Regions from separate parts of the Homo sapiens genome. Here regions 2 and 3 are each linked to region 1. The links are chromatin loops, found by intact Hi-C in ENCODE. Cell type or tissue: Caco-2. All regions are shown on one strand. Region 1 holds the start of LOC124902366 (a long non-coding RNA gene). Region 2 has its middle 5.2 kb from the start of AKR1C2. Region 3 has its middle 38 kb from the start of AKR1C8.

Region 1 (8,000 bases):
TCTCCTGCCTCAGCCTCCCGAGTAGGTGGGATAGGAGGCATGCACCACCATGCCCGGCTAATTTTGTATTTTTAGTAGAGACAGGGTTTCTTCACGTTGGTCAGGCTGGTCTCAAACTCCCAACCTCAGGTGATTCGCCCACCTCAGCCTCCCAAAGTGCTGGGATTACAGGCATGAGCCACAATGCCTGGCCATTCCTTGACAAATGGCTTTTTTCCACATGACAAATTCCCTTGGGAAAAGCTCTGATTGAGAATAAGTGTCTACCAGTAGATCAATCCTTTATGGTCCGACAGGGTGTTAAAAAAAACTTATTTATGACATTTCCTAAAACACAGTGAGAAATACTTCACTCAAGGGGGGCCATGGCGTTAGATGTAGGGCCACTTAATTTGGGTCTTTCTGTGGGAGAGCGATCATGCTGGTGGGGGCCAAGGGAAAAAATTTTCTCTACCTTCTTAAGTTCACTAAAAATTCACCTAACAAAAGGCAGATTAGAAAGAGAAAAGGCACACAAACTTATGACCATGTGTAGGGGAGAACCACAGAGCAACGTGTAAACCATCTAAGTTTATAAAAAAAAAATGAGAGAGGGACTTAAATCTTGGCAAAACAGATTGTAGTGGCAACATGGGTTATGGGAGGGAGAAAAGAGGAGGCCTGGCTAGCAGAGGTCTTGTTATTGTCAACCAAAGAATGATGAGACAGGTCTCAGTAATTTTAGGAGATTTATTTGCCAAAGTTGAGGATGCACCCAGGAGACAGGTCTATGCCTTTCTCTGATTTTGAGGGCTCCAAATTTAAAGGGGAAAGGGCGGGATATTGAGAAGCACACAGTTCTCACATCAACAACAGGGGGCAGAGGAAAAATATGGGGACTCTGCATTTTACATAAGATAACACAGACAAAATGGGGTAGGTGAACAATCGGAAATGCATTTGTGTCTGTGGGGTGACCGCAACTGTAAAGATAAGCTATGGATTTGTATCACCATGGTGAAGTTTCAACAGCTCACCAGGAATTTCCTTGTGGACAAAATATGGGGGAGGTGGGTAGCCTTTCATCTTGTAGCCATCTTATTTAGGAACCAAAAGAGGGAGGCAGGTTTTTGTGTCCCAGTTCCTGGCTAGAATTTTCTCTTTGGCTAAAAGAGTTTCGGGTACCAAAATTTAATCTTCTTGCACACTATGTCAATGAAACCTCACAGATAGCAGCACTTAAGAGAAGAGATGGAAAATGTTTTCTTCAGACCTTTAAAGATGTCAGACCGTCAGTTAATCTTTCCTAAGTCAAAGGGAAAGCCTCAGAGAAAGCCTGGCTGCATCCAAGCAGAGTTTCTCTACAGGTGCAAGCCTCTCTCATAACAGACAGTTTTCAGCTGTTCTTGTATTTCCTGCCCTTCTGAATAGCCATCTTGAAATTTGTCAAAATACTTTCTTTTAGAGTATGGACCCCCAAAATCTGAGAGAGGTCTCAGTTAATATAGAGAGTTTATTTTGCCAATATTGAGGACAAATGACCATGACACACCCTCAGGAGGTCCTGAGGATATGTGTCCAACGTGGTCGGGGCACAGCTTGGTATCATACATTTTAGGGAGACATGAGACATCAATCAACACATGTATGATGAACATTGGTTCAGTCCGGAAAGGTGGGACAACTTGAAGTGGGGAGGGGGCTTCCAGGTCATAGATAGATAAGAGACAAATGGTTACATTCTTTTGAGTTTCTGGTTAGCCTCTGCAAAGGAGGCAATCAAATATGTAATTATCTCGGTGAGCAGACGGGTGACTTTGAATAGAATGGGGGGCAAGTTTGTGCTGAGCAGTTCCCAGCTTGACTTTTTTCTTTAGCTTAGTGATTTTGGGGCCCTAAGATTTATCTTCCTTTCCCAAGAGTGAAATATTTTGGTTTCCTTCAAGCTCAACTCTGCCTTCAACCAAGACAAGTGGGGATTTACAACCACAGAACAGGGTGAGGTCAAGGAGGAAGAATTACTAACAAGAAGCACCCAAGGTGAGGGTGATGTTCTTGATAGCAGCAAGGCAGAAACTCTGGAATACCAAAATACAGTCATGGCAGTCTTTTCATTTTTCTCATGTCTCCTTGGTACTAATCAAATATGTCAATGCTCTGCCCTTGGCCCTCTTGAGAAGGTGGGGTTTTCAATTCTTCATATGGTTCTGTGATCTGGGCTGGAGCTGCTCGCTGAGTCATGTGGGTAAGACTGAGAGAGAAAGGGGGTCCATGTGCTCAGGACAGTGGATGTAATTGGGCTGTCCCACTGAGGAGTCTGTGTAGGGGAGGGTTGTTCTATGTCTTCCATTATGTTACCAAAGGTAGAAATTATGGGCCTATGGGGATCTCCAATCTCAATCTTTTACCTAATTTGGGACAACTGTCAAGTCTGTTCTCCTTTATATTGGAGAATAATGTTAAAAATGAAATCTCCTGCCATTCTACAAAACTCTCTATAAAGTAGAAAATAAAGAAAATAATTTTCTTATTAAAAAAGCATTAGGGCTGGGTGCAGTGGCTCACACCTGTAATCCCAGCAATTTGGGAGGCTGAGGCAGGCGGATCATGAGGACAAGGGTTCGAGACCAGCCTGGCCAACATGGTGAAATCACATCTCTACTAAGAATACAAAAATTAGCTGGGTGGGGTGGTGCCTGCCTGTAATCCCAGCATCTTGAGAGGCTAAGGCATGTGAATCACTTGAACTCAGGAGGCGGAGGTTGCAGTGAGCCAAGATTGTGCCACTACACTCTAACCTGGGAGAAAGAGCAAGACTCTGTCTCGAAAATAAATAAATAAACAAATAAAATTTAAAAAGCATTAAACCAGGCTGCAATGTGCATCACAGGTAACATGCTAAAGAGATTACAAAGACAGAAAGAAATCTCACCCCTTTATATAGCCAAGAAATATAATCCTTACATGCATCTTCTTGAGATAAATGATAACTGGTCTTCATGTAATAAGGCCTAACACCACCATTTTTTATAACATTCTTTCAAACATTCTTTTTATAACATTCTCCATCCTAAATTCACCTGGTAATTGGGGTATCCTTCTGTGCTAGACAGTCACCTTTATCCCAAGGAAAAATAACATTTCTTTATGACAAGCAGGCAGTTGTAGCTTGGAGTAAGGGGCCCATGGAGATAGGAAGTTATCTTTCTTGATATTTTCATTTCCAAAGAGTTGTCTCTCTTACCCTTAACACAACACTGGCAGGTTGCAATTCTGGCTAGAGGCTTAGTCAGCTTTTCAAAAAACTGACATGCATAATAAAGGGACTAAGGAAGAGTTTACAAATACAATTTTTTTCTTAAGAAAATAGTCTAAGACATGAGCATAGAAGAAAAGGTCTCTATCCTTATTGGCAACAGGAAAAACTCAGCTTTTACAAATGACCCTTACATTTGCCTAGAAACTTGAAGTTCAAGCAAGCATGCTTTCTAAACAGAAGGCTTTAAAGATTCTAATTGCAGTCACATACTCTCCTCCCTGAGGTGGATCATTACCTCGTATTTTAGTGATCAAATATAAGCATTTATTTTGACTTATGCCAGGGTTTGGCCATAAATTAAACACATTTGTAAATCCCTAATACTTAAATTGCTGCTCAATAGTACTAGAACCCAGAGATAAGTGTCACATAGGCTGGTCTTCATTCCCACCTGTCTGTAGCTATTAAATCATAAGAGCCAGAAAAAAAACAAATTCTGCTATTGCTAAAGTCAAAGACAAAGAAAGCTGGGTACTGATTAACATGGTGAGGACAGGTTTTATCAGTAACATAACATCGCAGTAGAGAAGAGGTCCAGCGTGAACTGAACTGAACTATGATCTATGCAAGATGACTCAGCATTTTAAAGGGAAAATGAGGGAGAAGGGAAAGGCTGAGCAGAGACTGAGTGGAATCAGCCAAGCGGAAAATTACAAAAAGTAGGAAGGGGCTGCTTGGGCCATGTGATTAGTCCCTCTGGGTTTGCTAACTGGAACTAAGGGAAGTTGGACTCCTGCCCTCTGTGAGACTGGGAGACAGGCATTTCTTCAGACATTGCTGGAACAAATACTGAATTCTTTTGGAAGCCGTGAGTTTTCTCAGGCTGGCTCTTTAACAGGGCTTGGTTATCTATTGATGTAGCCTTGAACTGTTAGAAATTATGTTTGGGTGTGTTCAGATCCTTACAGACCAAGGCGAGGCCTATTTCAAAAGAGACTCAGAGGAGCCTGGGGAAAGTCTGTTCAAGAAGAGAATCCGTGCCACTGTGTGGGGTGGTCTGTGCCTTAGTCACCGTGAGTTGTGAAAAACAGGTGTTACCAGTACTGACACGCCTCTAAGGAGTCTTTGTCATATTTGATTTGGTCCTCATGCTCTTTGGATTTTACTCTCATTATGTAGAGAGGGAATAGACAGAGCCCATGAGAGCAGGGAGAGTCTCTGCCACTGATCTCCCTTGCTTATTTATTCTCTTGCTCCTGATCTCTTACTCTCCTGCTTTGCACCATGGAGCACCACAGCAGGAAGGCTCTCATCCAATGAGATCACTATGGCCTTGGAATTTCCAGCCTCTGGAGCCATTAGCCAAATATACCTCTATTGTGTAAGAACCAGCCAGTTACAGTTATTTTGTTATAGCAACATAAAGCACAGTAAGATACAGCCATATAATTCTCTGTAAATAAGTGGAAATCCATTGTGAGGCAACAAAAAGAAATGTTTCCAGAGTAGCTGGGACAATCCACTTCAGCCCATCAATACCACCCCATAGAAGCAAAGCAGACATGAAGATCACCTATCAGGGCTCCTAAAATACCCCCAAAACACTGGTTAAGTCTAAGCCTCCTTCTAACAGGCTGTCTTAGTTCATGACAGCTGCTATAACAAAAGACTGCAGACTGGTTAGTTATAAATATCAGGCATGGATTGCTCACAGATCTGGAGGCTAGAAGCTCAAGATCAAGTGCAGACAAATTTAGTGTCTAGTGAGGCCCTGCTTCCTGACTCATAGATAGCTGTCCTCTTTCTATCCTCATGTCACAAAAGGGACAAGCACTCTCTCTTGAATCTCTTTAACAAGGACACTAATCCCATTTATTATGGTTCCACACTCAAGATCCAATTGAGACAGAAAAATAGGGTCTGGAGACAGGGAACACAAGGCCAATTCACACTTCAGCTATGACAGGAAATGTCCTCTCCATAAGGTATATTCCAGGTAAATGACTTTGTAACCTCACTTCACCCTTTTCATTTACATAGTGTGTACACCAGGCAACCAGTGAAAATCCCTAGAGAGTATTTAAACCCCCACAAATTCTGTAACGAGGCCCTTGAGCCACTACGCTCAGGCCCACTTCCACAATGTGGAGTGTACTTTTATTTTCCATAAATATCTACTTTTGTTGCTTCATTATTTCTTTGCTTTTTTGTGCATTTTGTTGAATTCTTTGTTCAAGATGCTGAGAACCTGGACACCCTCCACTGGTAACATATTTTGCTGAGCCAGCCAGGAGAAATTCCAGCAGAAGCTAGGCCCAAAGATTAGGATTTATTTCTCTCCTTTCCTTTCTGTTTCATACAGGGGAATCTCTCCTTGGTGGGCAGTGCCTAAACACAGAGAAAACTGCAGAATTCTGGCTATGGCCAGTGAAAACTAAGGGTGTCCATGTGAAGGCACCTAACCGTCACCAACCAGTTTGCTTAAGGGACCTGGGTCTTCTCTTTTTTTCCTTTCTTTCATTTTCAGCCTCTCAACAACTGCTTTCTAGCAGCTCCTTGAAAATTGAAGGCAATTGGCTGGAGTCACTCCCAGGTATTGCCTGAAGGCCTAGGAATGAATGGGACTATTTGCCCTGCGCAGAAGGCGGAAGGGCTCTTTTCCTTTTTTTTTTTGAGACAGAGTTTCACTCTTATTGCCCAGGCTGGAGTGCAATGGTGTGATCTCAGCTCACCACAACCTCTGCCTCCTGGGTTTAAGCAATACTCATGCCTCAGCCTCCCAAGCAGTTGGAACTACAGGTGCCTGCCACCATGCTGGGCTAATTTTTGTATTTTTAGTAGACGGGGGTTTCACCATGTTGGCCAGGCTCATCTTGAACACCTGACCTCAAGTGATCCACCTGTCTTGGCCTCTCAAAGTGCTGGAATTACAGGCATAAGCCACCATGCCTGGCCAGGAATTCTTGCTTTTTAGGGTTTCGCTTAAGTTTTAGGTTATAAGGATAAGAATTCTAGTTAACACATAATTCAGTAGGCAAAATGTGCTGGAAAAGATTATGTTAGTAGTGAGAAAAAGAATAACTTTGTATAATTCAGAAGTTATCAAATTCTAACTAACTTTTTGGATTTTAGGCTTCTAGACAGTTTAAGCATGTTGAATATACTTTCATAAATAGAATTTGAGTTCTATTTCTCTCTCTGCCTAATTTCTTCAAAATTTGTAAACTATTTGTGAATATTCTTAATTCATGGCAATATGTTTGTCTGCATACAGTTGAGCAGGGTCCCTAGGGCCACTCAGGGAGAAAGAACCCAGAAACCAGACATGCTTGCAAAAGAATATTTCTTACCAGTTAGTCTCTGGTCTCTTTCGCTCTGTGCAAACTGGTTAAATGAAAGGTAAAAGTCACCATTTGTCCCTTCTGTAAAGTTTTAAATTGGTTTAATAATAATATAAGAGCTTAAATCAAATATTTTGTCAGAAAAGTGAAAAATGTAATGCTTTTTATTTAGTTCATGTGACTTGAGTAATCTTTAGGAAATAAACAGTTTTAAAGATTATTGGTAAAATACAGTTGTCTTGAAAATGTAAACATGTGGTCTAAGTTATGTTCAAATATTAGGTTTGCTAAATGCTTTAAGGTCATAAACTGCTTCTTTGGTGTTTGAAATTTGTTTAACTTGCCTGCTTTCCAGCTAGGTAAGGCCTGAGGACAGCCCACTCGGGATGGCCCTGGGGGCTTCTGAGATGAAAGAGGCCTTCTTGGGAGGCTCCCAGCATTCCCTGTGCTCTTGCCTCTTCTCCCCTCTGCCTGCCTGAAGATCCCCCTGAGTCCCTGCCACCCCCTCTCCATGGGGAGTTGGCCATGCCCCTAACTATGCTGGAAACATTCTAATCTTATCAGAACACAACTTAGCAGGTTTTACATTACAATTAAGATTGCTAGGAGTCACCATTAACATGTAATTAAGATTACTAGAAACAGTTTTATATGCAAGATGTGTAAGAATAGTAAAATGTGTTTTTTTTTTTTTTTTGGTAAAAGGTTATAAAGGGTTTTTGCTTAAAATTTCTGAGTCATCATTTTGGCAAAATAAGTAATTTAGGGCAATCTGGAATTCCAAAATCAAACTTCAGTTTCAAAATTGTCTTTTCTAATGCCTGGCTTTTTGGATGGATCAGATGGCCCCTGAAAACATCCAGAAAAGAGGTAAACAAGATTATTTAACATGTTTAGGTACATGGGATCACCAAAATGATGTTCAATCTTCTTTAGGTTATATTTTGTGAATAATGCTAATGTATGTTCTAAGATTATATGGAATTTCTAAAATTCAAATGTCTAATTATATGCCATCAACTATAATTATGATTATTATGTTACTATAAACCATAGAAATAACCAAATTTTCTTGTATAAAGCTACTAATCCAAGTAGAACAAAAAAATTAATCAAATACCAAGAAAATACTTTGTCAGATTTTCATGTTAAACAAGCTAATACTAAAATTATTTAAATATACAATTTGAATAAACTCCATGGTCTGAGTCAAATCACCCATGGTAACTCATCAGCTATCAGTACAATGCACCTAATTTGGAGAATCAACTGGTATTCAAGAGGATATAAGTCTAATGTTAATCAAGTTTAGACTCATGGAGAACCAGGATGGCCACATTGTCCTTCCTGAGTCCTTAAAGCATTTATTATTAAAAGTTCTGCACTCCATGACTCACCATGGAAAAGATAAAATAATCCAA
Region 2 (8,000 bases), 63 kb after region 1:
ACTCATTAGTTATTTTTCAAAATCTTCTCCCTTGTCCCAATTTTGATAAATTGGTAGAGGCAACAGCCTGAATAGAGGTTCATTCAAGTGTAGGAAGAGAAGAATTAGATACAGAAGTGTAGAAGGTATTCAAAGAATGGGTTATAAATACACCAGACAATTGAGAAGTCCCTGAAGAAAACAATGAAGTCAAATGACAATTTTCTTTGAGATGACAGAAAAAACAGCATGCCTATGTGCTCTTAGGAAGAATCTAGTAGAAAGAGAAAAATTGATGATGCAGGAGAGAGATGAGAATTGCTGAATCACGTTTGAATTCATTTCTTATTTCTGCAGTAAAAAATTATCACAAATGTTGTGGCCTGAAGCACCATAATTAATTTTCTCACAGTTCTGGAGATCAGAATTCCAAAATCTCGTTCAACAGGCTAAAGTCAGGGTGTCCACAAGGTTGTATTTTTTCTTGAGGGTCTAGGGGAAAATGCTATTCTGGGCCATTCCAGGTTCCAGAGAATGTGTTCCTTGGCTCATGGCACTTATTCTATCTTGAAAGCCAACTGCATGGCATCTTAGGATCTCTTCCCTATGGGTCTTTCCTTACACATCCTCTTTGATTGTGGCCCTCCTGGGTGCCACTTGTAAGGATTTTGAGATGACATTGCCCATCCAGATGATTCAGGAAATGCTTCTATCTTAGGATCCTTAACATAATCACATCTGCAAAGTTTGTTTTGCCAGGTAAGGTAACATAGTCACAGCTTCCAAAGATAAAGGCATGAGTTATTGGCAGGGCAGGGGGAGGGAGCAGTATTGAGCCTACTGTACTAGCTTTGTGGAGAACTTGAAGCAAGTAAGCCTTAATTTTCTAGCCTTGCTAATAGAAAGTACTATATCACTAGCCACTAGGTCCTGAAAAATCTAGATTTCATCTCAGATATAATGAAATAAAAACCTGTTCCTTAGCTCTGATATCATTTATACCCTATCATATGTCCCCTTCTAGATATAGTCCCTTTATTCCCTTAGTTTACCCTTTCTCCCAGGATTTGTGAATATCTTTTTTCGCTGTACATGCAGAGAACTCCAGCATTGCTGTTCTTTACATTCTCAACAACTGAAAGTTTCTACTCATACCTAGATTATACTTCAGGCAACTACTTCCATGTTATAACTTATACAGACAAAGAAGTACTTATAACTGCTCTATGAACCTTTAACTTTAACACACTTCATACTAATGAAGCCTCTTACGCTTCGATTTTCACTACACATCAGTTCATCAAGTTCTTGTTCATTAAGGGTTGCAGTCATTGGGTCTCTCGTGTTTCCTCTTTCCATTCTTTCAATCCCCACACAGGTTTACATATTCAGATTTGCTTACATAATAAAGTAAATTGAAATCCTCAGACTACACTCATTCTCTCTAAATTTCTCCTTTAGGTTTTCTGCTGATTGGGGTCTCTTGTCCTTGTACCTATTGATCTGTGCTTATAGCAAACAAACTGGATCAATGTGCGTGCAGCCAGATCAAATTGCCCTGCTTGTGTTTTTGTAGACCATCTTGCCAAAAGCTAAAATCCTACACCAGAGATTCTTATTCATTAGATCTGTAGTGAAGTCTAGGTATTACTATGTTTTATTTATTTTATTTTTGGATTTGTATAAAATTAAAGTTTACAAGTGCAGTTTGCTACATAGATACATTGCACAGTGGTGAGGTCTGGGCTTTTAGTGTAGCTATCACCAGAATAATGTCCATTGTATTTACCCAATAATTTCCCAGCCTCCCAGCCTTCTGAGTCTCCACCAGTGGGAGACAGAAGATCCAGTGGGCAGATACCAAGTGCCTGTAGGTGTGCCTAGGCATGGAGTTGGGAAACCTCTGCTCTTTGATGAATTTTAAAGAGGTTATTTGGGTTTTCTTGTTATTGTTGTTGTTGGGTTGAGTTCCTTATAAATTTTGGATATCAGTGCCCTATTAGATTCACAATTTGCAATTATTTTTCCCAATTGTGTAGGTCATCTGTTCTCTGTTGATTTTTTTTTTTTTTGCTTTACAGAAGCTTATTGGTCTAATTAAGTCATATGCATCTCTTCCTATTCTCTCATTTGTGTTTTTGAAATCTTAGTCTGAGTTCCTTGCTGAGACCTACTTAGGAATTTTTTGCCCCAATAAGTTTACCTTAGATTTTCTTCTAGCACTTGATAGTCTCAGGTCTTATATTTAATTAAGACTTTGATTTATTTCCAGTTGTTTTAAAAGCTTGCAAAGCTATTTTGAGGTATAAGCAAGGTTGCACGTCTAACTTTTTGAAAATATCAATTTTTCATTACGGTTTTAGGGGTTAGGATTGCCTTATCATCAACATGAATTTTGCTATAAAAGCTTTGCTAAGGTCACTCATGTTTATTCCCTTGCCCTTGGCATGAACTACAGTGGGAAGAGTGCTGCAACCCAGCCCTAGCCAACGCCGCATGAGAGGGAGTGTGCCGAGGGCTTCTGAGAAGGTTTCTCTCACATCTAGAAAGAAGCGCTTAAGATGTGGCAGCCCCTCTTCTTCAAGTGGCTCTTGTCCTGTTGCCCTGGGAGTTCTCAAATTGCTGCAGCAGCCTCCACCCAGCCTGAGGATGACATCAATACACAGAGGAAGAAGAGTCAGGAAAAGATGAGAGAAGTTACAGACTCTCCTGGGCGACCCCGAGAGCTTACCATTCCTCAGACTTCTTCACATGGTGCTAACAGATTTGTATGTGAAATGAGACAGTTTCCTGATTCCCCTTGCAGGACTTGCGACAGGGGTGTGGCTCACCGGTTCAAACTGCTTGAGGGAGGGGGAGCATGGAGATGGGCAGGTGCACAGGCCAGGGCGAGCGCTTTGGGCTCTGGCTCCATGGTAGTGTCTAGTGGTGGGTGCCTGCAACCACAGTGTTGTAAAGCTCTTTCAGCTTTGCCATCTGCAGACGGCTTGAGTCTGCAGCTCCATGGACCCTCTGACTTATCTCAAAGGCAGAGGGCCAGTGTGACAGCTTTCTATATCCCAAGCTCTTGCCAGGCATCCCAGAAGAGTCAGATCACATGTGGGCTCAAAGGATGAGGGCAAGATTTTATTGAGTGGTGGAGGCAGCTCTCAGCAAGATGGATGGGGAGCCGGAATGGGGGAATGAGTAGGAAGGTGATCTTTCCTTGGAGTCAGGCTGCCCAGTGGCCGGACTCTTCTCCAATCCTCCTAGGCCAAATTCCTTTCAGTGTCCAATGTCCCTCCTCTTCTCTCTTTCTGTGTGTCATTGTTCTGCCGTCCATCTGGTTGCCTCCTTGTCTCCTCACCTGCTGGTCTGCCCAGGAACTTAGGCTTTGGGGGTTTATATAAGGGCAGAATGGAGGTGTGGTGGGCCAAAAGGCAAATTTTGGGGGCGTGAAAACAGAAATGCCTGTTCTCATTTAGGGGCACGAGTATCCAGGCTTAAAGGTGGGGGCCTTTGCTGGGAAACCACCCTCTTCTACCCAGTATTTCCCTGTCTCCTGTCCATATCACATGGAGTTTAAACCATTCAGAAATAGTTTTTTCTCACCTGGTTTTATGCTAACCAAAACAACTATAATATTAATACTTTTCTCTTTACAACCTCCCCTGCTTGTTGACCTATCTAGGAGTGGTCGCAAGGTGTGCAAGCTGCTGAGTCACCCTGACTGCATCAACCCCAGGAGCTTGAGGGGTGAACAATAGTATTGAGCAATAGTAAAATAACAAACAGTGCAGACAAGGCAGACGTCTCAAAAAGTGCTCGGTGCAATTGTCACTCATCCAGAGTCAACATTGGTGACACAGTTGTTTCTTCAAACAGAGTTCACTCTGAAAAAACTGAGCAAGGTGGAATTTACTTTAAATTTCATGGGTTGTGAAATTTCAACTAATGTCATAATTAAAACTTCCTACATATTGCTTTAGGCATCTCTGTCTTTTCCCCAAAATTTTCTCCATGGCATCAGCAGTACCTCAGCCTCCTCCACAGCCTCCCAGCTCTTCCTTTTTCCTCCTGCACGGCTTTTGGCATCCCACCATTTTCCACAGCAATGCAGGCTAACTGTGAGCTTCCACAGCCTCTCACAGACATGACTTCACCCACAAACCTCTGTGAGGCTCAAGTGTACCCCTTTTTGTTCACATAGAACCTCTTCACCCCAGAGAATTGAGTCAACCAAACAGGAAATCTCAGGACAAACAGTGCTGGCAAACATCATTTTGTTTAAAGTATCATATCAATATGTATTTGTTGAGAAAATATTCGGAGTTCTTTGCAAACTGTAACACTTGTTCAGAAAAAATAGTGAGAAGAAATTAGGATCATTTATTTACTTGAGGCACATGAGTGTTCTTTATGTATGACTCAAGGACATCCCACTTCTGTCCTCCCTGATCTTCCATCTTCCATCTGCTTTCCTCCCTCTTCCCATCTCCCTTTCCTCATATTCCTCTCCCTCTCCCTCACCTATAGGACTGAGAATTCCTGTGGTCTCCTGAGATCAGTTTCTTTCCACCAGATTGTAAACAAGCTGTGGAAAGTTTTAGTTCTTAGCGACTCCACGACCCACACTAGTCAGGCAGAAGCCCCCATGTACAAGGTACCCCTTGAGCCTTGGCAAGGTGCATGACACACACTTGGTCACTGGAGGAAATGATGAGTAGAGAGTGACAAGCAGAGGAGGGGAGCTTTGGGCCTGAGTCCTCTGGGGCACAAGAGTGGTTGAGGCTTGGCACTTGCCACCTAGATTTCAGACAATGTGTCAGGAATCCTGGATGCCCAGAAAGAAACCTGCTCAGGGTCTGGAGCCCCAACATAAAGCTTTTATTTAGGCAATGTTGAGCACTAATATGTGGTTGGAGCTCTGCAGGGGGTCTCCATGGGTGCACTGTGTAGCAAAGCTGTGGGAGAAAGGCCTTACCCCTCAAAATTCCAGAATTATAAATCTATCAGCCGCTTGCAACTTCAGCCTGGAAAAGCCATGGGCATTAAACTCCAAACTGTGAGAGCAGCCATGTGGGCTGCACCCTGCAAAGCCACAGGTACAGTGCTTCCCAAAGCCCCCAGAAGCCTACCCCTGTCACCAGTGTGCCCAGAATGAAGAATATAGAGTCAAGGAAGTTGATTTTGCAGCTTTAAGATTTAATTTCTGCCCTGTCGGCTTTATGACTTGCATGAAGCCTCTTCCTCTTCTCTTTAAGCTGACATTTCCCTTTTGAAATGAGATTGTTCAACCACTGCCTATAAAACCATTGTAATTTGGAAGGAAATAACTTGTTTTTGATTTTACAGGCTCATAGCCGGTAGAAATTTTTCTTGGATCTCAGATAAATCTTTGCATTTTAGACATTTAAGTTGATTCTAAACCTGATAAGGCTTTAGAGACTCTTGAGGTAAACTGATTGGATTTTGTATGTAAGAAAGACCTGAAATTTATGTCTGCAGCTTTTTCTCCTTTATATCCTCAACTAACAATATTTTGGGGTTTCTATGATTCTTTGCTAAAATCTGGATTCCCGTTTCAATTTCTCTTGTGCATAATCTGTAATTATTTTCTCTGTAGTTACCATTGGAATGACATACTGCATCCTATAGTTATACCATCCACTCTGAAATCAATGTGAATTTAACTTCAGTTCCATACAGAAACTTCTTTTCCACAGGTACGTTTCTGCTTCACATTATTGATGTCACTAATTACAACTTTATATATGGTGTACATGTTAACAGAAAGTTATTCTTATTGTAATGTAAATCTTGAAGAAAATGAAAGTAAAAGCAAATTTCACAAATACATGTTTCCACGTTTTTCATACACCTACCTTTACGAGAGGTCTTTATACCTCTATATGACTTCACGTTGCTGTCTAAACTTCTTTCATTTCAAAGTGAATGACTCTCTTAAGCATTTCTTGTAGAGCAGTTCTAATGGCAATGAACTCCTGCAGCTTCTACATCACATAGTCTTACTAACTTTCTAATTTTTAAGAAATAATTTGGCTGGGTGCAGTGGCTAATGCCTGTAATCCGAGCACACTGGGAGGCCAAGGTGGGCGGATCACAAGGTCAAGAAATAGAGACCATCCTGGCTACCATAGTGAAACCCTGTCTCTACTAAAAATACAAAAATTAGCTGGGCATGGTTGTGCACGCCTGTAGTCCCAGCTACTCAGGAGGCTGAGGCAGGAGAATTGCTTGAACCGGGAGAAAGAGATTGCAGTGAGCTGAGATGTACCACTGCACTCCAGCCTGGTGACAGTGCAAAACTCCGAAAAAAAAAAAAAGAGGCTGAAATAATTTTTTTGCCAAATATGGATTCGGTGAAATTTTTTTTTATTGATCACATTAAATATATCACCTACTATATCCTCCAAAGACTCTCATAAGAAATCTGTGGATCACCTTGTCCAGGATCCCTTGTACCCCATGAGTCATGTTTATCTTCGTACTTTTTATTTTTGTTGTTGTTTTTTTCAGATGGAGTTTAAGCCCAAGCTGGAGTGCGATGGTGCAATCCCAACTCACTGCAACCTCTGCCTCCCAGGTTCAAGCTATTTTCCTGGCTTAGCCTCCGGAGTAGCTGGAATTACAGATGTGCGCCCCCATGACCAGCTAATTTTTTCTATTTTTAGTAGAAATAGGGTTTCACCATGTTAGCCAGGCTGGTCTCGAACTCCTGACCTCAGGTGATCCGCCTGCCTCGGCTCCCAAAATCTCTTGTTATTTAAAGATTATCTCTTTGTCTGGCTTTTAGAGTTGGATGATAACACATATAGGTCTGAGTCTCTTTGACTTTATGCTATATGCAGTTCTTTAAGTTACTTGAATTTGTAGATTTTTGTCTTTAACCAATTTGAAAAATTTTGATGATTTTATTCTCCAAATAATTTCTCTACTACCATGGGTTTGCACTTCCCCTTCTGGGAATCCAATACTATCATACTGGTTGGCTTGAAGGTGTCCCATAAGTCCCTTAGGACCTGTTCACATTTCTTTATTCTTGCTTCATGTCCTTAGACTCAGGAATTTCAAGTGTGCTATCCCTATGTGTATTGATTATATCTTCATCCTGCTCAAATTTGCTATTGAAACACTCTCTGGTGAGTTTTTCATTCAGGTATATTTTTTAGCTCCAATTTGTTTCCTTTTCTTTTTATAATTTCTGTATTAATACTATATTGTGATTTTCTTATTTTTTCAGATTTTCTGTAGTTCTTAATCCATATTTTTCATTAGCAATTTTAGCATATTTAAGACAGCTGTTTAAATGCTTCTCTACTAATTCTAATGCCTGTGATTCTTCAGGAATGATTTCTACTGATTTATTTCTTCCTCATAATGGACTGTGATTTCTTGTTTCTTTGTATGCCTTGTCATTTTATTTTTTTGAGCTGGAGTCTTGCTCTGTCACCAGAATGGAGTGCAGTGGTGCCATCTCGGCTCACTGCAACCTCTGCCTCCTGGGTTCAAGCGATTCCTCTGCTTTAGCCTACCGAGTAGCTGGGACTACAGGTGCTCACCACCACGTCCATCTATTTTTTTTTGGATTTTAGTAGAGACGGGGTTTCACCATGTTGGCCAGGATGGTTTCCATCTCCTAACCTCGTGATCTGCTCACCTTGGCCTCCCAAAGTGCTGGGATTACAGGTGTGAACCACCGTGCCTGGCCTGTATGCCTTGTTATTTTATTTAACTGGGCATTTGAAAAAATAAACATCTTTTTTACTGTATATAGATTTGTTCTATGTCATGACAGTCATTAACTTATATGTGCGGCAGGTTCTCAGTCAAGGCATCAGCCCTACGTAAAACTCAAGTCCTTCTTAGTTTGTTTCTGAACATGTACCTATGTGGACTGTGTTTGCCCTTTTATATTTCCCCAAATAACCAATGGCTTTTGAATTGCTTACTATTATGAAATTTTGCATCCCAGTTTCTCCTCAATAGCTTAGATGGACTATTGCATGTCTCTTCCCCTG
Region 3 (8,000 bases), 76 kb before region 1:
AAACAAACTGACTCCATCCTGCTTCTAACCTCCAAGCTCTTCTTGTTCACTCATGGGCATAGGCTGAACTAACTTTTGGGGGAACTTAGTTTGTAGTTTGAAACAAAGATGATAACAGCCCTTTCCCAAAACAAACCCTTTCCTGCCTGGGGACTAGACTGCTTTAGTAGGACTAATATATTAGCCACAAGATTAGAAATTATGGTTTACGAGTCATGCGGCTGGAGGCTATAAGATTCTGAACTTCCATAAATTGCTCCTGGATAACATCACTTTTGTAAAGCCTAAGATCAGTGCTTGAGATATTTTGCAGACCCTGAACCTGATAGATCAGCTGGTGCCACCCAGATTAATAAACTGGCTCATTCGGTCTTGTGCCCCCCACCCATGAACTGACTCAGTGCAAGAGGACAGCTTCAACTCCCTATGATTTAATCTCCAACCCAACCAATCAACACTCCTGACTCACTGGTCCCCTACCCACCAAGTTATTCTTAAAAATTCCAACCCCTGAGTCTTCAGGGAGACTGATTTGAGTAGTAATAAAACTCTGTTCTTCTATATACCTGGAACAGTGTGAATTAATCTCTTTCTCTATTGCAATTCCCCTGTCTTGATAGATCAGCTCATTCTAGGCAGTGGCAAGGAGAACCCACCGGGCAGTTACAATGTTGTCTTGATTAGGTCTTATTTCTTGGGAAACTGAGTCTCCTTTCTATGAGAAGTAGAGGTTTTTTTTTTAATCTTTGCATTATTATGTGGCTAAATGAATGACTTATTTTACAGTGATCTGTGACTTTATTTTGTGGTATAAAATGTCTTAAGGCTTTGCTATTTGACAAACGTTCCAAAAATCAAAAGTTCAAGTTACACATTTAGTCTTTTTTACCTCATTAACTTTCACAAATATTAGGGCTCCTAAAGTCCAAAACTTACATATTTGAGATGTTAAAATTATACAGGAAGCATTGTCAAATATGAAATAGTGTTTAACTTTCTTTGAGTGTGATTTATATAGGGTGTTATTAATATGTGTTCTTCAATTATATGAGATTTCTATAATTCTGATATATCTTAGTATATATTCTTAATTATTATAATTTTTATGTTAAATTGGTGTATGGCATAAAATATTCCTTTGTCAATTGTGTCTTTGATCATGGCTATCCTAAGAATTTTGTCATCCAAAGACAATTGTTGTCTTAATTTGATCCTTCTCAAAAAGCAACTTATAATCACCTCTTGTCCAAGACTTGCTTCTTTAAATACACTTGCAGAAAGGAGTCCAACGGGTACATTTAAATGCATTTTTGTAGTAACCATGGAAATTGTGCCATTGGACTAAAGAAAACATCCTGGAATCCCCTCAGTGAAGAGCTAATATGTTCATAAAATTATTAGCTCCAATATCAAACAACATGAGTTCATTGCATGGGACCAAACTAATAGAAGACTAAAACAATTTTATGACATTTTGTTTAAATTACTGCTGATTCTTTCTGTTTTGTTTTTCAAAGTCCAGAAGACTTTATTCTTTTGAGCTGTTTTTATAGCTTTCAGTGACTGAGTAAAATATTCTTTTTTGAGAAAAATTTGAAACAAAATTTGAAAAATATTTTTTCTCTTCGCCTAATTCTTCCAGAATTTGAAACGTATTTGTGAGTATTCTTAATTTATGGCAACATAGTTATTCACATAAGTTTAATAAGAATGTGTTTGTTTTTGGAATAAGACACTAATAATTTATCAAAGCTTTAACTGGAATGACATATTTGCAGAAATGAACAGATTACTTTGAGAAATGGAGGTTAACTTTATAAAGCCAATAAAAGTGCCTTGGAAAGACTGTCCTTTTACCTTGCCTATTCCATCTACAGGGTTTCTTACCTGTGAAAAATAAAGAATGCCATTTTATGACAGGTCCAGTAACTTCAAGTTATTTTGAGACCACAAAAAAGAGAAAATAAACCAATTTATGCAATTCATCTGAAGGCACAGATACATTTTTGGCTGAGATAGAAAGGTCTTTAAAAGTCTAATCTGAGAGTCTTTTAAATAGCTTCAGCAAAGCCAATTTATAAAGAGCCTATTGAACAATAATTATTCTTGTTGCAATGTATGCAAATAATCAGGCCAAGAATAATAAGACTATGACATATTTTGCAAATAAATTGTTTCTATCATTATTTGTCTTTGATAAAATCTAGGGACTGGAGAGAAAAAGTATGTTTCAAAAGAAACTATAGTACACCTGTTATTAGAGTCTACACTTGTCCATTGCTTCTCAGTTTTTATTACTTACTACAATTTATCTGGTCTGAATCCTAAATTATTTTCTGGCTACAAGTCAACAAAATTATGTTTTCATTTTTTTCTACTACTTTCCTTACTTGGAATCACCAAACATTTAAATATATATAACAGCTATATATATATTTGTGCTTACTGACTGTAGAGTTTTTAGTAGTAAAGACAGAATCTGTCTTCCAGGATTCCTTTCCTTTTCTTGTTGTAATCTGACCTTGGCATCTTTTTTTCTATTTTTTCTTTCTTTCTGTCCCTGCTTTCTTCCACAGGACGCAAGACTTCACAGCCTCCTAGAAATTAGACTTCCTGGTATGACATAGGAATGAGCCTTACTAAGAAAGGAAAGAAAGAAAAATATATTCTCTGGACCCCATACTCACTATGTCAGAAGGAAAGTTAAGCTTGGTAATGGAGTCATCCAAAAGCTGCCTTCCTTTTATTTCCAAACAGATATCTGTAATTTTGCATGCTTACTATATCCTATATAAAATGTAGATTTATTGAGCGCAAGACAAATGCACAATTTTTTCCCTACTGCTTTGTTTTCACGTGTAAGATAGTAGATTCAGTGAGCACTAATAAGAGGCTCACAAGAATGTAATCACTTGCCTCATTCTGTACCTGACCTGCATTTTTTTATCCTCAAATATTTGTTCTTTACCCTTTAGATATTGCAGTTCCCAAAATCCTCTTTGAAAAAAGTTCAGGTCAAAGATCTTACTGTGACTTGCATTTTTCTTTCTTGGGTGTGTCCTCAACCTTGCCAAAACAAACCTCTAATAGATTGATATCTGCCTGGGTTACTTTTTGGTTTACAATAAGATCAATTATTTATTTGAGGCACATGAGTGTTATTGCTGACTCAAGGATGCCCTGCATCTCTCCTCCCCACTTCTTATTTTTACTTTCCTCCTTCCCTGCTTCTCCCCTCCTCCTCTCTATCTCCTATGTTCCTCCTCCTCTCTATCTCCTATACTACTGAGCATTCTCCTGGCCTCCTGAGATCAGTTTCTCATTCAGCCAGATTGTATACAATCTTCAGGCAGAAGCCCCCACGTAGCAGCCACCTAGTCCCTTGAGTCTTGTGAAGCCAGAGGCCTCACACCTGGCTACTGGAGGAAATGCTGAGTAGAAAAATACAAAAAAAGGAGGGGAGTTTCAAACCTGATATCTCTGTGGCACAAGAGTAGTTGAGATTTGGCAGCTTCGCTGAGCCAGGCAGAAGCCTAATGCATGGGTGGAGGCCCCACCCAGAGTCTCTACTTGAGCAATGATAAGCAGAAATGTGGGATCAGAAGTCACCATGGTGTTTCTACCTAGTGGAGATGTGGGAGCAGGACCACAGCCGTCCAGATCCCAGAATCACAGACCCTTTGGCAGCTTGAAACTTCTGCCTGGAAAAGTCTCACAGGCATAGAACTCCAACCTGTAAGAGTAGCCATGTGGGCTGTGCCCAGCAAAGCCATGGAGACAGGGCTGCCCAAATGCTTGAGAGCTGGCCCTTTGCATCAATGTGCCCAGGATGCAGGACACAAAGTCACCAGAAATTATCTTGGAACTATAAGGTTGAACGTCTGCCTTGCTGGGATTCTGGCTTCCACAGGTCCTGTTTCTCCTGACTTTACCCACACCATTTTTTTTTTTGGTTAATTTTTTACCTTCTGGAAAAGGAATGTTTACTCACAACTGATAACGATGTTGTACTTCAAAAGCAAATAACTTGTTTTTGACTTCACAGGCTCATAACCAGCAGGAACTTGCCTTGAGTCTGAGATGAACTTTTGTACTTTGGAATTTTAAGTTGGTGCTGGGCCAGGGGAAGAATGCTGTAATTGCGATATTTGACCCTCTAAACCATATGCTGAGTTCTCAATGTAGGAAGTGGGGCCTAGTGGGATTGTTATGGTCATTGGGACAGATCCATCATGAGTGGCTTGGTGCTCTGCCTGCAGTAGTGAGTGAATTCTTGCATTATTTCTTTTCTTGATGGCTGCTTGTTAAAAAGAGCCTGGCACCTTACTCGCCTTCTATTGCTTTCCTATCTCACCATCTGACGTCAGCGCATGCTAACTCCACGTCTCCTTTTGCCATGAATGGAAGCAGCCTGGGGCCCTCACCAGAGGCCTACCAGATACCAGTGCCATGCTTCTTGTACAGTATGCAGAACCATGAGCCAAAGAGACTTCTTTATAAATTACTCACCTTCGGGTATGCCTTTATAGCAACACAAATGTACTAAGACAGTATCTAATTTCTCTACACACCTAGAACCAGTACATCCTGAGTGAGTGATCTTAATACCCGATAATCACAGACATACCATTAGTGACAAAGCTTTCCATTTGAGAAGATAACCCTTCTAGACATTGGCTTAGGCAATGATTTCATGACCAAGAACCCAAAAGCAAATGCAATAAAAGCAAAGATAAGTAGCTGGGACCTAATTAAACTAAAGAGCTTTTGCATGGCAAAAGGAACAGTCAGCAGAGTAAACAGACAACCCATAGAGTGGGTTATTTTGAATAGTTTTCCATAACTATTCAAAAGTATCATATATAGAGTCACTAATTTCCTGGCCTTTCACAAATTGTGGAGTATGGTAATGTGGATAGTTTATGCATCTGCAAAAACAGTTCATATTGTAAACTATTAGCACTTTCTATATTACGAGACATAAGCTTCTCTCTCGGGATATCTAGAAGCTCTTAGGTCATGGATACATTGCTTGATCTGTTATTTCAAATACCTGAGCTAATTTTTTTAACTTTACCAATCAACATTAGTTACAACCAAGCAACATTATTTTATTGAATAATTTTTTTTCTTCTTTTATTATTATACTTTAAGTTTTAGGGTACATGTGCACATTGTGCAGGTTAGTTACATACGTATACATGTGCCATGCTGGTGCTGCACCCACTAACTCGTCATCTAGCATTCGGTATATCTCCCAATGCTATCCCTCCCCCCTCCCCCCACCCCACAACAGTCCCCCAGAGTGTGATGTTCCCCTTCCTGTGTCCATGTGACCTCATTGTTCAATTCCCACCTATGAGTGAGAATATGCGGTGTTTGGTTTTTTGTTCTTGCAATAGTTTACTGAGAATGATGATTTCCAATTTCATCCATGTCCCTACAAAGGACATGAACTTATCATTTTTTATGGCTGCATAGTATTCCATGGTGTATATGTGCCACATTTTCTTAATCCAGTCTATCATTGTTGGACATTTGGGTTGGTTCCAAGTCTTTGCTATTGTGAATAGTGCCGCAATAAACATATGTGCACATGTGTCTTTATAGCAGCATGATTTATAATCCTTTGGGTATATACCCAGTAATGGGATGGCTGGGTCAAATGGTATTTCTAGTTCTAGATCCCTGAGGAATCGCCACACTGACTTCCACAATGGTTGAACTAGTTGACAGTCCCACCAATAGTGTAAAAGTGTTCCTATTTCTCCACATCCTCTCCAGCACCTGTTGTTTCCTGACTTTTTAATGATTGCCATTCTAACTGGTGTGAGATGGTGTCTCACTGTGGTTTTGATTTGCATTTCTCTGATGGCCAGTGATGATGAGCATTTTTTCATGTGTTTTTTGGCTGCATAAATGTCTTCTTTTGAGAAATGTCTGTTCATGTCCTTTGCCCACTTTTTGATGGGGTTGTTTGTTTTTTTTCTTGTAAATTTGTTTGAGTTCATTGTAGATTCTGGATATTAGCCCTTTATCAGATGAGTAGGTTGCGAAAATTTTCTCCCATTTTGTAGGTTGCCTGTTCACTCTGATGGTAGTTTCTTTTGCTGTGCAGAAGCTCTTTAGTTGAATTAGATCCCATTTGTCAATTTTGTCTTTTGTTGCCATTGCTTTTGGTGTTTTAGACATGAAGTCCTTGCCCATGCCTATGTCCTGAATGGTATTGCCTAGGTTTTCTTCTAGGGTTTTTATGGTTTTAGGTCTAACGTTTAAGTCTTTAATCCATCTTGAATTGATATATGCAAATCAATAAATGTAATCCAGTATATAAACAGAGCCAAAGACAAAAACCACATGATTATCTCAATAGATGCAGAAAAGGCCTTTGACAAAATTCAACAACCCTTCATGCTAAAAACTCTCAATAAATTAGGTATTGATGGGACATATTTCAAAATAATAAGAGCTATCTATGACAAACCCACAGCCAATATCATACTGAATGGGCAAAAACTGGAAGCATTCCCTTTGAAAACTGGCACAAGACAGGGATGCCCTCTCTCACCACTCCTATTCAACATAGTGTTGGAAGTTCTGGCCAGGGCAATTAGGCAGGAGAAAGAAATAAAGCGTAGTCAATTAAGAAAAGAGGAAGTCAAATTGTCCCTGTTTGCAGACGACATGATTGTATATCTAGAAAACCCCATTGTCTCAGCCCAAAATCTCCTTAAGCTGATAAGCAACTTCAGCAAAGTCTCAGGATACAAAATCAATGTACAAATATCACAAGCATTCTTATACACCAATAACAGACAGAGAGCCAAATCATGAGTGAATTCCCATTCACAATTGCTTCAAAGAGAATAAAATACCTAGGAATCCAACTTACAAGGGATGTGAAGGACCTTTTCAAGGAGAACTACAAACCACTGCTCAAGGAAATAAAAGAGGATACAAAGAAATGGAAGAACATTCCATGCTCATGGGTAGGAAGAATCAATATCGTGAAAATGGCCATACTGCCCAAGGTAATTTACAGATTCAATGCCATCCCCATCAAGCTACCAATGCCTTTCTTCACAGATTTGGAAAAAACTACTTTAAAGTTCATATGGAACCAAAAAAGAGCCCGCATCGCCAAGTCAATCCTAAGCCAAAAGAAGAAAGCTGGAGGCATCACGCTACCTGACTTCAAACTATACTACAAGGCTACAGTAACCAAAACAGCATGGTACTGGTACCAAAACAGAGATATAGATCAATGGAACAGAACAGAGCCCTCAGAAGTAACACCGCATATCTACAACTATCTGATCTTTGACAAACCTGAGAAAAACAAGCAATGGGGAAAGGATTCCCTATTTAATAAATGGTGCCGGGAAAACTGGCTAGCCATATGTAGAAAGCTGAAACTGAATAATTTTCCATAACTATTCAAAAGTATCATATATAGAGTTACCAATTTCCTGGCCTTTTGCAAATTGTGGAATATGGTAATGTGGATAGTTTATGCATCTCTAAGAACAGTTCATATTGTCAACTATTAGCACTTTCTGTATTATTGGAAATAGAGTCTTTAGTATTCTCAAGTTTGGTTAGATTAGAGTGGTCATTCCATAAACTCCAAAATGAATTCAGAAAACTCAGTATAAATTCTGTTCCCCTAGAACCACTTCCACTGCCAAAATCAATATGGTTAAAATTCTCCAAAGAAACAGAAATCTAAAATATATATAGATATAAATATATAGATATTATATATAATATATATCTAAATATATTTAATAATATATCTAGTATATGTTAGATCCATATGTTTACACATGTATTATATATACATGTATATGTGTGTCATCTCATATATAAATGTATAAAATCATTTTTATGATTTTATGTATGAACAGGAATACATTTGAGGGATTGCCTCATTTCAATTATGTTTTCTGAAAAGCGCTACCAAGCACCTTTCAAAAGCTGTAGAACCATGAAAGCCAGTG

The links. Peaks named below come from ENCODE experiments on the same cell type or tissue, not always from the same donor. Only the 100,000 strongest peaks of a DNase experiment are listed, where the experiment ranks them.
Region 2: a loop joins it to region 1, with 6 times the contacts of the local background. A loop is called at or near these places in 4 of 110 quality-filtered maps.
Region 3: it touches region 1 in a loop (10-fold over the local background); 3 of 110 quality-filtered maps call a loop at or near these places.

What each region holds. Positions count from the first base shown.
Region 1 is chr10:5,067,786-5,075,785 of GRCh38, reverse strand. All of the region lies in intron 3 of LOC107984198 (a long non-coding RNA gene), which reads right to left. LOC124902366 (a long non-coding RNA gene) reads left to right here and starts at 2,817. Exons shown (of 2, transcript XR_007062039.1): 1 at 2,817-8,000. It also overlaps a transcript of AKR1C3 not described here. In Caco-2, no CTCF peak of the experiment used is centred here; DNase peaks (open chromatin) are centred at 3,965 and 6,995; H3K4me3 peaks cover 883 bases.
Region 2 is chr10:5,005,091-5,013,090 of GRCh38, reverse strand. It overlaps a transcript of AKR1C2 not described here. Among named protein-coding and RNA genes, the nearest start is that of AKR1C2, 5.2 kb to the right of the region's middle. In Caco-2, no CTCF peak of the experiment used is centred here; a DNase peak (open chromatin) is centred at 3,700.
Region 3 is chr10:5,143,489-5,151,488 of GRCh38, reverse strand. It overlaps a transcript of AKR1C8 not described here. Among named protein-coding and RNA genes, the nearest start is that of AKR1C8, 38 kb to the left of the region's middle. In Caco-2, no CTCF peak of the experiment used is centred here; DNase peaks (open chromatin) are centred at 3,608 and 4,118.